Regions from separate parts of the Homo sapiens genome. Here region 2 is linked to region 1. Evidence: read pairs that join two places in POLR2A ChIA-PET (ENCODE). Cell type or tissue: IMR-90. All regions are shown on one strand.

Region 1 (5,000 bases):
TTTTTTCCAGTTATTCTCTTAGTAACCTGCCTCCAGTGTCTTTTGCAGGCAGCTTTCTCTATTCCTTGACTGAAAACATCTCGAAAATAGGGAGGGAATTTGTATTTTAGTGTCTGTTCTGCTTAGAAATGCAGAGGTACAATTCTGAAAGATTGTAAGTGAAAGGTTTAAGAGGAAATGTTGCAATAGAGAGAGAGAGATAGAGATATGTGATACATAGTTTATTGAGATAGAAAATCTTCTATGGAACATAGCATACCACCATGATTCTGGAAAAATTTAAAGTGCTACTCTGTGTATGTTTTTACAGCAATATCTTACAATTTTTTATGTTATTAATTCTTAAAAACCTACTGGGTTTGGCTTTCCTTGTTTTTCTGATGAGAAAATTTGGAGTTGGACCAGGCTCATGGCTGGCTGAAGTCTATCCAGGGGCAGAATGAGGACTTATGACTACACAGATTTAGGTGAAAGTCAGAACCTGGAAAAGAATGCCACAGAAAAGGTGTAGTGGGGAATACACCATAGTGGTCTTAGGCATGTCCTTTGAGTTTTCCAGGCTTTTCTTTCCTGTTTATAGGTCTACAGATAGACTTTCTAAGGATACCTGCACTTAGAAAGGCCTTCTTTTGAGAAGGCCTTAAATATGATGAGCTACGTCCATAGTGGAACATCCGTTTAGTCAGGATAAGAGGCCCCCAAAACCCTGAATTGTTAGAGATTCATTCTTCTTCATTTGTCTTTTTGGTGTTTAGCTTTGTTCATCAAAAGGGTGCTCTGTTTTGTTAGTGGTCAACATATAATCTCTTTTAGCCAGTGTTTCTTCATGCAAGCTGTGGTCACAGGAGAGTCTAGGGCACTGGTTAAGAACATGAACTATGGAGCAAACAACCTGGGTTTATACTTCAGCTTCATCCCAAACTAGCAGTACCTCATGCTCCCAATCTGCAAAATGACAACAGCAATAGTATTTTTAAAGTAATGGCAAAAACTGCTATTACTTTTGCATCACCCTAATACTTATGTCATGGGACTGCTTGAGCATTCATGACACCCCACATGTAAGTCTCTAAGAACAGTGCCTCTCGTAAATGGTAGCTGTTTTTATTCTTATGCCAACCCCTCAGGCTAACTGGGAAGATCAAATGACAACAGTTTGTAAACTTTGAAGTATTATGCTAATGGAAAATAAAGACTTAGTAGAACTAATTTTATTATTATTATTTAAAACTAGGAAAAATGTGCCCTCTTGTTCTAAAATCTCTCTGGGGTCATAAGCTAAGCATCCCAAAGAAATATTTATGCCATTTATAGGAGATAATTTTATTCTCTCTAAGATATTTTCAAGTTAATTTTATAGTAGACTTTCACCAAAATACCTTTTGTTGGAATCAGTTTGTAGACTTGTTTTTTTAAGGACTTCATTTTAAACACCCCCCCTCCCAAAGTTAGAAAAAAATAAGTAAATGTAAACAAATAACACAAGCTACAAATTACAAAAGCCATTTTCAATCTGCAAAGATTTTTAAATAAAAGTAGATATATACTCTCCACAGAAGACTTCTCCCTATAAATTTATATTCAGATAATAACTTTAGGCTGTAAACTCAGGACTCAGTAAGAAAAACTATCTTTTTATTTTGGAAGCACACAGGTGTTAAATAAAATGGATGGATGATACATGCCGTTCCTATCACGTGCAAAGTAACCTGTAAGAGCAGAATATGTTAAACTTTTAAAGCATAACACCTATATATGAATTGAATACATATGTGCAGAAAATAACTTGAGAAATGGTTTAAGGCAGTTTCCAAACTGGTTTATTGTCATCGTTTGCATTAATATCCTATTCTTTGCTTATATTATAAAAAGGGAATTGTTGAGTGGTGGGCACAAGGGAACAGTGGTGGGTACAAAGAGGCTGGCCAATCTAGTACATATAAAATATTGATTTCAACCCAACACTCATGTTTTTGGACAAGTTTCCACTTACAATTAACTATATATAAGGAGCTAGACTGATGTGTATCACTGAAATATTCAAAATACATACAGGGCCAGGCATGGTGACTCACGCCTGTAATCCCAGCACTTTGGGAGGCTGAGGCGAGTGGATCATTTGAGGTCAGGAATTCAAGACCAGTCTGACCAACATGGTGAAACCCCTCTCTACTGAAAACACAAAAAATTAGCTCAGCAGTAGTGGCGTGTGCCTGTAATTCTAGCCACTCCAGAGACTGAGGCAGGAGAATCACTTCAGCCTGGGAGGCAGAGGTTGCAGTGAGCTGAGATTGTGCCACTGCACTCCAGTCTGGGCAACAGAGTGAGACCCTGTCTCAAAAAATAAAATAGATACAGAAATAAATACTGCTGAATCACTTGCTAAAGGTGAAATTATTTCCCCTTGGGGGCACTGGGCAGGAATGGGAGGAATGACGAATGAAAATGACTGTGGAATTCTTCATGAAGTGGAGGTACCTGACTCAGGCCTTAGAAACAAGATTTTTAAATGTAATGACTGCTGGAAAAGAGATGGTAAGTAGAGCTCAGAGCAAAGAGATTACGTAGAAGGTGGCGATTTCAGGAGTATGTTGCAATGACAAAAGGATGAAGACAAGGACTGTGGCTCAGGTCATTGGGATGTCACTGGACATGATTTGTTTAAAGACTAACAAGGGTGAAGCACTGGGAACGGTCAGGTGAAGATCCTTGAATGTTTTTGAGCTGGCTTTGCTCTATCTGTCCTCAAGTCTGTCCATAATCACCTTCCCAAGGAAGCAACTCCCCAAGAATTTTCCACAGATGACTAGTTCCATGTGATGCTATGTAAAAAGAAAAAAAGAAAAAAACACACCAAATTTCCATTTCAAATAAACTTGGAAAAATTGGCATAAGTCAAATTAAACATATTTCATTCTCAAAAAAAATGTTGGTAAAAAGATTAAGGGAGAGGCAGAGAAAAAACAAGGGAAGCAAGAAGGAAGGAACTTGGAGTGGGAAAGAAAGATGGATAGAGGGGCCAGTCTGGGAGCATAACTGAAATGCAGACAGGTGATTAACCAACACTGAAAAACTCTGGAAGTTTCTAAAGGAAGTGGGGCTATTCTGTCTAAGAAAACTGAGGGTAGAAAATAAAGGGAAATATCCTAAATCAAAAGATTGCTTCAGGTTGGCCCTATTATAGATATAGACATACTATAAACCATAGAGTGAGATAGCCTAGAAAATTACTGTTAGACGAGATCTTGGAGGCTTTCTAGTATGAACTTCTTTTCTTCATCTCTCCATATAAACTTGTCCACTCACTTTTTTATGTTGTTTTTAGCAGACAAGGTCCACTTAATCCATTGTGCAGTTCCTTCTTATTTGACCTCTAGGAAGCTCAGAGCTTAATTTAATGTAATACTCAATTGCAGTAACTGTTACCTATTAGGTTTCCATTATATCCATATCTTCCCTTCTTGCAAATATAGCCAGAAAAGCTGCAGTGGCTCAAGGGCTATTCTAGGCTCTGTGAGGGCTACAGCAATGCTTCAAAGAGCTCCAACTGGCAATGAGAAATACATATTTTCCACATTGATTCATTCAATAACTCCTGGAGTTATTGAATGTCCATCATATGCCAGAATCTTTGCCAAGAACACTAACAGATGTAAAGAATAAAAATTAAAGAAATACTCTCTGTTTTCATTATCTTAATAATGTGTTAATGTGCACTTATTGAGAATACATTTTATAAATATGCAAAGTATCTCAAAAATTGGTTACAGCGAGTGTTCAAACAGATATGACATTTTCATTGCAGGTCCTCTGAGATGTTTGTGGTATCGATTCATATATCGATTCATAAAATCTCAGTCATGAAAAGACACAAATCTAAGTTTGTAAGATCTATGTGGGTATAAATGGAAACCCTTTAAAATGTTGGGACTTATCCATTGTAATTTATCTGATTAGTCTTCCTGCCAGATCTTTTTAACCGAATCACATTAGATTTGGGATAATTACCCAAGGACATTTATACTATTTTGAAGGTTAATTCCAACCTCACTCATTCAGCATATGTTTGGAGTGTCCTTGCCTAATGCCAAGTCCTGGGCTAGGCAAAAGGACCTGGAGATTGTTTCTTAGTTTCCTCATTGAGGGATTCTGATTAAGAGCCCTCTGCCAATCACTACTGTAAATATATTATCTAAGTGCTCAGCAGAGAAAATTCATGTCCCAATTTTCTGATTGAGTAACCACCATGACCAATCTCTGGGCAGAGCCACCAGGAAATAACTGCTATTTAGCCTCACATGTCTTTGTTGAGCTTTGTGCCTCCACGATAGGAGGATTATACAAGGAAGTAAAAGATAAATTGACAATACGTAATATAAACACATTCTTTTCAGAATGGAGCAAACTACATGAGATGGGAAACATGGCAAGTGGTTCACAGAAACCAGTGAATAAGATTTAGGATGGGCATTTGACATTCTCTAACAAGTTTTGGTCCTGACTTTTGGCCAAATTAGTCTGTCAACAGCATCTACTTGGTGTCCACAATGTACAGTGGCTTGCATTTGGTACTGAAGATGGAAAAAATAAGAAAAGGTCAGAGACATTTTTAGATACAACTCCAGAGGGCACCATTCACAAAGATTGCAGTATAAATGGCACCCTCTAAAATCGTGCGATCCACAATCTTTACAATGATGTAAACTGAAACTAGGAAATATTTCACACTTCTGTGTTTTTATATATTCATAGGAAGGGCTTAATCAGGTAAAAATAAAAAGCCATGAACAAAAAAAATGTTGATGAGAGAAAATAGGAAATTGTAGAGCTGAGGTTTAGAAGCAAGGACAATGAGTTGAGATTTTTCAGGCTCCAATTCAAATCCAGACTTCAGAGCAACGTTAGGAACCCATGATGAAGACTGATGGGAAAACAGAGCCAATTAGAGGGTGAGACTGAGATTAGAAACTTTTATTTAAGATTTGTCAGTAGAAAGTTGA
Region 2 (5,000 bases), 620 kb after region 1:
AAAGCAGGTGATCCTCTTCACCCAGCCCCATGGCTGGGAGGCAGAGGGGGAAGAACGTAGCTTAATTGAAAGAAAGGAATACTGAAACAACCCAAATTCCCTCATTTGTATTTGTATCACATTCCTTCATGTATTTCTTCACTGTGCTCCACGCTTCACCCTGGAAGGATACAGAAGTGTCTATAACTCAGGATCTGCCCTCAAGAAACTTAAGAAATTGGTACTAGGTTTACCATTTTCACAGCATTTATATGAATGCACCATCTCAACAAGTCTATGATGTTTTCAGTACCTATCTTGTGGATGAGAGAACCAAATCTCATAGTGGAAATGTACAAAGCAATTCCAAATCAGAATTGCAACCACATCTGTCCCATATCATATCCCATGACTTTTCCCATATACCACTTTATGCGTGTACTGGGGATGGGTAGACAATTTCAATAGAAGCAGTAAGATGCAAGACAGTAGATTTCACATTGCAAGACTGATTGGAAGATCATCAAGTTAAGCTCTTTCTCCAAGGTCTTTGATTTACTTGAAGGTTGATAGTGGCTACATTCAGCCTATACTAAACTGATCCTCTAAACTAGACTTGTTTAGAGGACAAGTCTAGTGCTTGACCTTAGATGATCTTCTGATGCTCTAGAAGACAGGAAGACAAGTAAAGAAATTATTGTCCACTGGTAAAATCATCTCTATTTTGAGAAGAATCTGTTCCTTTATAAAATAAATATTTATTTAGCATCCCCTCTGTCAGGCATTCCTGAAGGCATGGCATATCTAATGTGAACCTGAGATTTTATGGAGCAGAGAAGAAAGGCACCCAATCCAGTCTTGGGGTCACCTGATTCCCTCTGTCACAGCCTCACCAAGAGGCCTAATTACAATTTGGCTACCATATAGGTCTGCCCTCAGGGAGAGAATAGGCTGTTTACATGGATTTTCCACATTTTGGCCCAGGTGACTCTTCATTTTTTAATTAAAATTAATCAACTGGCCTCTCAGTCAGTTGAACAACCTCTGATCATGTGGACTTCCATAGTTGGTTGTTCACAGTTACCTGTCACTACACATCTAAGCATGTACCATTTTATTTTATTTCATTTTATTCTTTAAAGAAATAATTGTAATCTGGCATGAAAACTGGGGCATCCATGGAGAATAGAAAAGGGAACTTCCAGGATTTTTTTTTTTTTTTTTTGAGACGGAGTCTCGCTCTGTCGCCAGGCTAGAGTGCAGTGGTATGATGTCAGCTCACTGCAACATCTGCCTCCCGGGTTCAAGCGATTCTCCTCCCTCAGCCTCCCAAGTAGCTGGGACTACAGGCATATGCCACCACACCCAGCTAATTTTTGTATTTTTAGTAGAGACGGGGTTTCACCATGTTGGCCAGGATAGTCTCGATCTTTTGACCTCATGATCCACCTGCCTCGGCCTCCCAAAGTGCTGAGATTACAGGCGTGAGCCACCACGCCTGGCCAAGCTTCTAGAATTTTTATGGTAACTGTATTCCTAATACTATGTTATCTTTCTAGTCTTATTTAGCTTTCTTATTTCACCCACTTTTTAAAATATCATCATGTTGGATTTTATGTTATGAGCTTTATTAAATCATTTCTGAAACAACTGGTTATTTTCAAATCCTGGTTTCTCCACCAAACAGCTATGGAGCATGGGGAATTTACTCTCTTATGACACAAGATTAATGCCCACCTCACATCATCATGGCAAGAAATAAATAAGATAATGCATACAGTAATTAGCACAATGAATATACTCAATATATTTTAGTTGTCATTATCTTCATCATAATTATTATTTTTAAAGAGGAGGCTATAAATAAGTGCCTATAAGCTCTGCCTAACGGGGCTAGGAAAAGTGCCAAAGAAGACATAAATTTTGAGCAGACATTTAAAAGATTCTCAAAGTGACAAAATGGGGAAGGGCATTCAGGGAAGGGGAAGAGCAAGAACGAATTCACTGTGGGCAACCTCAGAGAACTGTGGGCAGACCAGTATGACACGGCAGCAGGTGACAGCAGAGGGGTTCTCTGCCTTTCCAGGGATTTGAACCATAGGTTGGTTCATAATAGCCCATGTGCTCTCAGACTGTAGTGTGCATTGGAATCATCTGCAAGGCTTGCTAAAATGCAGAGTCTCAGGGCCTGGTCTCAGAGAGTCCAATTCATTAAATCCAAAGCAGGTCTGAGGAATCTGCCGTTAATTAAACACACTCCCACGGCAATGCTGATGAAAGTGGTCTTCAGCTCATGCTTTGAGAAATGCTGCTCCACAGTTTTCTCCCATCCGCCTGCTGCAGTCACACACATGTATGCACACATACACACACACACATGCAAACACACACATGCGCACACACACACACACCCCTCCTCCCCCCACCTTATCCCAACTCCACGAATGGGTCGAATATTAGTCGAGAATTTTCTGAAAGGCCTTTCTGATCGTGTCTCTACCCTCCAGTTCTGCTTCTCCTCAACCCTTGTTCCTGCCAGGGAAATACAGAACCATGACACATGCGGTGAACACAAATATTATTTTAATCTTGTGGCTCCTGTTATTGCAAGTACCCGGGCAAGTTCTCCATGTAAAAGCCAGGGTGAGGTCAGGAATTGGAAGGTCCCAGAAGAGGTGAGGTGGTTAAATGTAATGCCAACACGGAGGTGGGTCCCTCCCAATCCCAAGCCCATCTGACCTTTCTCTCCCTCTTCCCACAGAGAGTTGTCTGCACTGCTGGTCTCAAGTGGTATCCTCACCCTGCTCTGATTCACTGTGTCAAAGGCTGTGAGGTGAGTCACAAGGAAGGCACTCCTCAGTTCCCTGGAAATAATCCTGCTGTTGTTATTGTTATTGTTATATTAATGTTGGCTATCCTTTGCCATACCTACTGAGTGTTGAAAATATCCATTTAGCAGACTTCTTGGACAGGGATTAGCAGCCTTATTTTACAGATGATGGAATTGAGGCACAGAGATATAAAGAAACATACTAAAAAGCATAGGGAATGGGTAACAGAGTTGGGTTCCAAGCCAGGCTTTTGTGGCTCCAGAGCCTGTGGTCTACAAAATATGGGATCTGTAAGAAAGGAAGGGCAGGGGGCTATAATGATTTACCATCTAGAATATGCTAATGTTGGAAATTTACCAACATTGTTACATTTAACCTTTACAGAGTCAGGTGAGGTGGTTTTATTTTTAATTTCCATTTTACTGATGACCTTTACTTGCAGACCTATTCCTTCTGCCCCACATCTTAGTCATTTACTCATGCCTCAATCCCAGAAGGAATATGAATGCCTTAGACCTAACCATTGAGCTGAAGTGAAAGAGCCTTTATAACCCTTAAATTCTATGACTTCACAGTTGAGCCATTCCTTACAGCTTGGAATTATAGAGATCTGTCTCTGTGTGTCAGTGACAAGCTTGGGAGGACTCAAGGAGCATGGTTCTTGGGAGATCAGCTGTGTCCTGAAGGGAGGGCTGTCCACGGAACTCAAAGACATTTCTGCACATCACTCTGCCCCTTGTGGCTCTTCCCAGCTGGCAGTGAAAAAGCGGCCCCAAATCCCTTCCAGGTGGATGGCCAAATCTCTGTGGTTCATCCAGAGCCCACTGAGGCAAACGCAGGTGAAAAGGATCAGACCATGCCCTAGAAAAAGTCGTATCTGATGAAACTCTTAGAATGCCAGAACCAGAAAGACTCTTTTACCTAATCTCAACTAATCTTTTATTTTTAAAATGGGTAAACAGAGACCCAGGCAGTGGCTGGATCTAAAATTTGATGGAATGCCAAAACTGGGAAGGCTCTTAATTTGATCTAGCTCTATTTTCTTGGTGTATAGAGTAGAAAACGAGGGCCAGAGAGGGGATGGAATGTCCAAGTTTGCACAGCATGATAACCACAAAGACAAAACGTAAGCCCAGCTCTTCTAACGTCCAGGCTGGTGCTTTTCTCCTGCTGCCTGCCTATGATCCATTCCCTGATCTGTGTCACAAGACAATCCCTAGGTTACACATTTTTTTCTCTGCATTGTTGAGGGATTTCCTGAGGGCACTTGACATTGTACTTGACTTTAGGAACCCCATTCTCTCAGGCTTCAATTAGGAATGGCAAAATCAAAGCCAAGGCCCTGTGGCTGTTGCTTACTTCTGTCTTTTTGGATCAATCCAGCATTTTGGGAAAAGAAAGCTTGAGTTACCTGGGCACTCATTCTGCTGAGTTGGCGGTCTGGGCAACCAGTGTGACAGCGGAATTCAATCCCTCCTTGGACTCAGCAGTGAGACCCAAGAGACCCTCACCTGTCAGACTCTGAGCCCTGCCAGTGATGTTTATCACCTTTGCCCTTGCAGGTGCCCCTCATCTCCTGTCCTCTTTAGCTTTGTTCTAATAGTGCCTTGTCTGGAGCTGAAAATTATGCTTAGAAGACATACAAACTCTGGGACTATCAACCTTGAATATCCAGAGGTATCCAAGATAAAGAAAGGGTTTGGGGACCCCTGAGCCCCTGTTTTCTGCACCATGCTGGGTCCAAAGTGATCATTCACTCACTTGTTCACCAAAGCTTCACTGAGAACCTCTTATATGCCAGATACTGTTCCAGTTCTGGGAATACATTGGTGTTAGTCCAGTGAAAATAGTAACTATGCTCTCCTTGAGTCATCTATGATATCTTCTTGCCTGTCATCCATCCATCCATCCATCCATCCATCCATCCATCCATCCATCGTTTTACTAAATAAACATTTATGGAATCTATATTTGATAAAGTTTTGCACAAATACGAGACATTTTGCTAGCAATCTAGGATACAGAAATGGATGATGCGCACAGTATAGTGAAGGAGATAGACAATTAAAGAGAGAATTTTAAAATCCTGAAGAGCTATCACAAAATCAAATACAAGAGGCTATGGCAGCAGACAGCATCCTGAGGCTATTAGGGGTGGCATTTTGGAGAGGTAACATTTGAGCTAGATCT

The links. ChIA-PET counts read pairs that join two places held together with the same protein. Peaks named below come from ENCODE experiments on the same cell type or tissue, not always from the same donor. Only the 100,000 strongest peaks of a DNase experiment are listed, where the experiment ranks them.
Region 2: POLR2A ChIA-PET joins it to region 1 with 17 read pairs; 1 of 35 experiments calls an interaction of 5 or more read pairs at or near these places.

The regions. Positions count from the first base shown.
Region 1 is chr9:115,753,382-115,758,381 of GRCh38, forward strand. All of the region lies in intron 2 of LOC105376234 (a long non-coding RNA gene), which reads left to right. Among named protein-coding and RNA genes, the nearest start is that of LINC00474, 170 kb to the right of the region's middle. In IMR-90, a CTCF peak has its summit at 4,628 (motif pointing right); a DNase peak (open chromatin) is centred at 2,140.
Region 2 is chr9:116,374,836-116,379,835 of GRCh38, forward strand. PAPPA (pappalysin 1) reads left to right here. Exons shown (of 22, transcript NM_002581.5): 20 at 2,741-2,812. Among named protein-coding and RNA genes, the nearest start is that of PAPPA-AS2, 14 kb to the left of the region's middle. In IMR-90, no CTCF peak of the experiment used is centred here; a DNase peak (open chromatin) is centred at 2,786; H3K27ac peaks cover 360 bases.